2 separate regions of the Homo sapiens genome follow, and region 1 is linked to region 2. Evidence: chromatin loops called from intact Hi-C (ENCODE). Cell type or tissue: heart right ventricle. All regions are shown on one strand. Links, peaks and the distances in the headings refer to the core of each region. The heading gives the core; the rest is flanking DNA.

The links. Peaks named below come from ENCODE experiments on the same cell type or tissue, not always from the same donor. Only the 100,000 strongest peaks of a DNase experiment are listed, where the experiment ranks them.
Region 1: a loop joins it to region 2, with 3 times the contacts of the local background. A loop is called at or near these places in 2 of 110 quality-filtered maps.

Annotation. Positions count from the first base shown.
Region 1 is chr9:2,207,187-2,210,105 of GRCh38, reverse strand. All of the region lies in intron 2 of LOC107987043 (a long non-coding RNA gene), which reads left to right. Among named protein-coding and RNA genes, the nearest start is that of SMARCA2, 190 kb to the right of the region's middle. In heart right ventricle, for the core only: no CTCF peak of the experiment used is centred there; a DNase peak (open chromatin) is centred at 1,392.
Region 2 is chr9:2,145,226-2,148,144 of GRCh38, reverse strand. All of the region lies in intron 27 of SMARCA2 (SWI/SNF related BAF chromatin remodeling complex subunit ATPase 2), which reads right to left. Among named protein-coding and RNA genes, the nearest start is that of SMARCA2, 130 kb to the right of the region's middle. In heart right ventricle, for the core only: a CTCF peak has its summit at 1,316 (motif pointing left); no DNase peak of the experiment used is centred there.

The DNA of each region.
Region 1 (2,919 bases), core at 186-2,685, 62 kb before region 2:
GAGTTGTATCCCAGCTCAATTATTTGCTAGCTGAGTGACCCTGGGCAAGTGACTTCAGTTCTCTAAGCCTCCATTTTCTTGTCTGTAGAAGAGAAATAATAATAGTGTCTACCTCATAAATCTATTGCATAGACTCAAATAAGTGTGTGTGTGTGTGTATTGCCATTTTTGTCACAATCCAAGGGGAACTAGAGTGGGAAGATGGGGCCAAGTTAAGGAATTAGCTAGCCTTTACTCTGCTGCTGTTTTGGTGGTGTTTTAAAATGCTGCTCTTCCTGAATCTGAATGCACAAGAACAGGATGGCTGGAGTTTCTTCAGGCTGGGGCCACTTTGATTTAACTTTTTTCACTTTCTCAGTTTATTTTACCCCAACCTTCATCCTTCAGCCCTCATGCTTTCACTTCTCTCCAAGAGCCCACTGCAAGTTTCTCAGTCTTGTTGAAATCATCATCATCGTCATCATCAAATAAAGTCCTTCACTATTTCCCCTTTCAGATCCATTTCCACGTGTCCTTTGTCAGCCTGATGAAGGAAATGAGTAATGACTATTTCTAATACCCTCTGAAGACAGTGAGATAAGAATGACTCTTCCATGATTGCTGAATGGGCTTTGAGCAGATAAGAGAAGCTTTGGGCAGACATTTCATGTGAATTGTTTGAAAGCTGCACATTCTAAGCCCACTTTTTCAAAGGCAGATGGTGAGTTACTTTCTGATGGCCTACCAAGATGAAAATTTCAAGAACAGTTTGTCCTGTCTCATGTCTCCCCCTCCTTCCAGTCTCAATTCTGATTTTACATCTACAACAAAACCTTCAAGTCCTTACCCCTGGTCTCTGTGTCCCCATTGCACTTGGCTCTCAGTTCCTTATAGCACTCATCCTTTTCAGCAGCAATAAATAAACACATACTACAAATGACCAGACTGTCCCATCAATGTGGAAGTGTCAATATGATGAAATACATGCAGTGGTTAGGAAGAATGAGGCAGCTCTTTGTGCACTGATATGAATGTTTGATAAGGTAAATTATGTGAAAAAAGTAAGGTGCAGGAAAGTGCATATATTATGCTACATAAAATCTGTGTTTAAAAAGGAAAAGAAAGCCACAATCTAAGGTACCATAAATTGTAAATGTGTTTTTATTTTATTTATTATTAAGAAAGGAAAATTGTTGCCAATTAAAATTATGACATCATAGATTGAAAGGCATTGATGTCTTTCAAAGATGTAAAAATATATGGATTTAGTGTATTTATATTGGCTTATATGGAATATCTCCAGTTCTCACATCGTATAAGGTCTTTTGGGGACGGAGCTGCTCTGACCCAGTGGGCTTCTCATTCTGTATGGGCTGTGCTGACTATAAATATCCCTCTGTAAGCTGCTGACGGGAGGCTGCAGAGTAGTGTGTCACATGCTGGTATCTTTGCCTGGGGTGCTGATGTACTAGTATCCTTATCTGGTCTACAACCTTTATATACTGCTTGCTTGGTTGCTTGGAAGTTAACAGAGGTGAAACAACTTTGAACCAAATCCAAGTTGTGATTATCATCCGTTCTGTAACCAAGGCCAGATGCTGTGGTTTACACTTGCTCAGCTTTATAAAGCAGGTAAAAGACTTTGGTACTCATTGGGTAATGAGACACCACTGCAGGGGTCTTAAGCTAGTTAGTTACCACATCAGATTTTCCTTTTAATAAGAATGTTGAGACCAGGCACGGTGGCTCATGCCTGTAATCCCAGCACTTTGGGAGGTCAAGGCAGGCAGATTGCTTGAGCTTAGGAGTTCAAGACCAACCTGGGCAACATAGTGAGACCCCATTCTCTAAAAAATACAAAAAAATATTGGCCAAGAGTGGTGGCATACTCCTGTAGTCCCCCTACATGGGAGGCTGAGATGTGAGGATCACCTTTTTGGCCCAGGGAGGTCACGATTGCAGTGGGCTGTGATAGCGCCACTACACTCCACTCTGGGTGACAGAGACCCTGTCTCCAAAAAAAAAAAAAAAAGTTGGCTTTGGCTTTGGAGAGGAGTGTATTGGAATGGGCAGGTAAGGGTTTTTGTGATTCTACACAGGAGATGCAGGTACTGAGTTTACTAGCCTTGGTCGTTTCCGCAGTTTTGAGCAAAGGACATGGCATCAGGTACCTTCAATATATTTTTAAAAAGAAGATCATTAAAGGAGATAAACAGGCTGAAAGTTGGGAATAGACTTTGAAAGCAGTGGAAACTGGTATTCGACCTTAGGGAAACTGTCCCTATTTTGGTATTTATTAAAAACTTGGACTCCCAGTGATGTTTCCAGTAAGTCTGTAGAAATTCTGCTAGGTTGGTCGGGCGTAGTGGCTCACGCCTGTAATCCCCGTACTTTGAGAAGCCGAGGTGGATGGATCACCTGAGGTCAGGAGTTCAAGACCAGTCTGGGCAACATGGTGAAATCCCATCTCTACTAAAAATATAAGAATTAGCCCATGTGGTGGCGCATGCCTGTAATCCCGTTACTTGGAGGCTGAGGCACGAGAATTGCTTGAACCCAGGAAGCAGAGGTTGCAGTGAGCCGAGATCATGCCATTGCACTCCAGCCTGGGCGACAGAGCAAGACTCTGTTCCAAAAAAAAAAAAAAAAAAAAATTCTGCTAGGTTGGATGATTCAAATGCCCACTGATGAAAGTGTGTTCAGAATTACACACCTGGAATGCATCGTGGCGTGCAAATATAGTGCAATCCCTTTCTAATACTCTTGTAGGACAAAGAAACTGCATTGTGTTTTCTGACAGTCCATTAGTGTGGTCCTTTCCTGGAAGCATTAGTTATTTATATATGGCGCTCATGCTTGAATCTGTAATATTGAATGCTCTTAAATAGAGCCTACATTTCCAAATCAAACAGCTTAAAAATGTTATAATGAGTATAAATT
Region 2 (2,919 bases), core at 125-2,624:
ACAATACAAGACTCCAAAAAGGTGAGTTTCTTTAAAAACAGCAGCAGCAACAGAAATGCTGTTGAATTTGGTGAGGGCTAGACTGTTACAACTGGGAGGCAAGTGTAAACTCAGCATGCTTTGTTAATATTAGGATTCTCATTCATGGCTGGGTATAGTGGCTCACACCTGTAATCCCAGCACTCTGGGAGGCTGAGGTGCAAGAATCACTCAAGGCCAGGAGTTTGAGGGAGGCTGCAATGAGCTGTGATCATGCCACTGCACTACAGCCTGGGTGAGGCCCTACTTTTTTTTTTTGAGACGGAGTCTGGCTCTGTCACCCAGGCTGGAGTGCAATGGTGCGAACTCAGCTCACTGCAACCTCTGCCTCCCGGGTTCAAGCAATTTTCCCTGCCTCAGCCTCCCAAGTAGCTGGGATTACAAGTGCCCGCCCACCACGCCCCGCTAATTTTCGTATTTTTAGTAGAGACAGGGTTTTGCCGTGTTGGCCAGGCTGGTCTCGAACTCCTGACCTCAGCTGATACTCCCGCCTTGGCCTCCCAAAGTGCTAGGATTACAGGCGTGAGCCACCACGCCCAGAACACCAAAACTGGAAATCCTAAGTGAAACATTATAGGTGTTATTTCTGTGAGAAAGATTATGTGTGATTTATGTGTTCTAGCCAGTTTACTCAAAGAGGCAATCTCAGCCTTACAATGAAAGATGTGGCAAACAGATATATGCTTTTAATTAAAAATTACATGTACATATAAGTGACATATTATTTTCTCACCCTAATGAATGTTTTCGTTGACCAATGCACCACTGGTTCTGATTATTTAAGAAGGCATCTGCTCTTCCATCTTTTTGGAATGGGGGTCATAAAGAAGGTCATAGTACCTTGCTTTTTTTTTTTTTTTTTTTGGTCACTCAGTACATTTTTTCCCTGTAATAATACTTAATAGCTCGATTCTGTACTTTTTCTAAATAGTTATGAGCTGTATCCTATTGCTCAGATCTTAAACACTTCTGTCATGAGCTACTGCACTACTCAGTTTCTTAAATTCTCCTCAGTCTATCAATTCCAAGCCTGCCTGTATGGAACTGTCAGAGATGTTTGAAGCAGAGCAACTCCATCTTGAATAGGGGCTATGTAAAATAAAGCTGAAACCTACTGGGCTGCATTCTCAGACAGTTAAGGCATTGTCAGTCACAGGATGAGATGGGAGGTCAGCACAAGATACAGGTCATAAAGACCTTGCTGATAAAACAGCTTGCAGTACAGAAGCCAGCCAAAACCCACCAAAACCAAGATGGTGATGAGAGTGACCTCTGGTGGCCCTCACTGCTACACTCCCACCAGAGCCATGACAGTTTACAAATGCCATGGCAACATCAGGAAGTTACCCTATGTGGTCTAAAAAGGGGAGGCATGAAAAATCCACTCTTTATTTAGCATATCATCAAAAAACCACCACAAAAATGGGCAAGCAGCAGCCCTCGAAGCTGCTCTGCCTATGGAGTAGCCATTCTTTATCCCTTTACTTTCCTAATAAACTTGCTTTCTCTTTACTGTATGGATTTGCCTCAAATTCTTTCTTGTGCAAGATTCAAGAACCCTCTCTTGGGATCTGGATCCGGACCCCTTTTCAGCAACATCTTTCTGGTGACCACAAAGCCACAATACCTAGGAAACCCCCGATCCAAAGGCTAACTTTGAGTAAGTGGTGGGATCCGGTAACAGAATCTAGAGATCTCTATGATCTGATCCTACCCATCCTGATTTCGCATATTTCTTATTGCTGTGGACTAAATGATTGTGTCCTCCCAGAATTCCTGTCTTGAAATCCTAGCCCACAAGGTGATGGTATTAGGAGGTGGGGCCTTTGGGAGGTGATTAGGTCATGATTGGGAATAGTGCCCTTATTAAAAAAGACCCCAAAGAGCTCCCATGTCCCTTCTACCATGTGAGGACACAGCAAAAAGGCACTGTCTATGAACCAGGAAACAGAATCACCAGACATGGAATCTGCTGGTGCCTTGATCTTGGACTTCCCAGCTTCTAGAACTGCTTATAAACCAATCTATGGTATTTTGGTATAGCATCCCAGACTAAGACACCCAGCTATGCGAACATTCTGCAAATAATAGGAACACAAAGCCCATGCCACACTGTAGCATGCCATATTTATTCCCACCTTTGTGATTACTCTTACTTCTCGCCTGGGATGTCTTTCCCAATCCCCTGTGCCTATGCACATTGCATACATGTTCAGTGATCAACTCCCATTCCACTACCCCTCCAGGTGTGCCAGATCATCTTGATTTTTTCTTCTTACAAAGATAATGCCTTCGTTTTTCTCAATTCCCCTAGAGTACATAGCACAGTAATGAGGGAGGGAAACTAGATACTGTAAAAACAGTTGAGAACGAATTCAACTTTTAGATAGGGTTCCCTGGGAAAACTGCTCTTAGATATATATCCATTTATGGAACACTAAGTCCAAATGTATTTGTTCTAGGTATTTTAATGTCAATCTTCAAGTACTAAAGGATAAACTCTAGCATCAAACTCTCTGCATCTTCCCTACTTCACCCATTCCTCACCTCCCCTTTACTGTCAGGTGTCTAGGGTCACCTTTACGGATGATTCTACCGCCTGACCACACAATAAAATTCCTTGGCACCCAGAAGGACATTAATAATTTTAAAAAAATTGCCAAAAGCTTTCTAATTCCCACATCTTAGTCTTGTCTAAACTCTTTTATTTACTTTCTCCTCCATTGCTCCTTACTTAAAATATCTCTCCTTTCTATAGTGTTTGGGTTTCTCTCTCTTTTTTTTTTTTTTTTTTTTTTTTTGAGACAAGAGTCTTCACTCTGTCACCCAGGCTGAAGTGCAGTGTTGCAGTCTCGGCTCACTGCAACCTCCGCCTCCCGA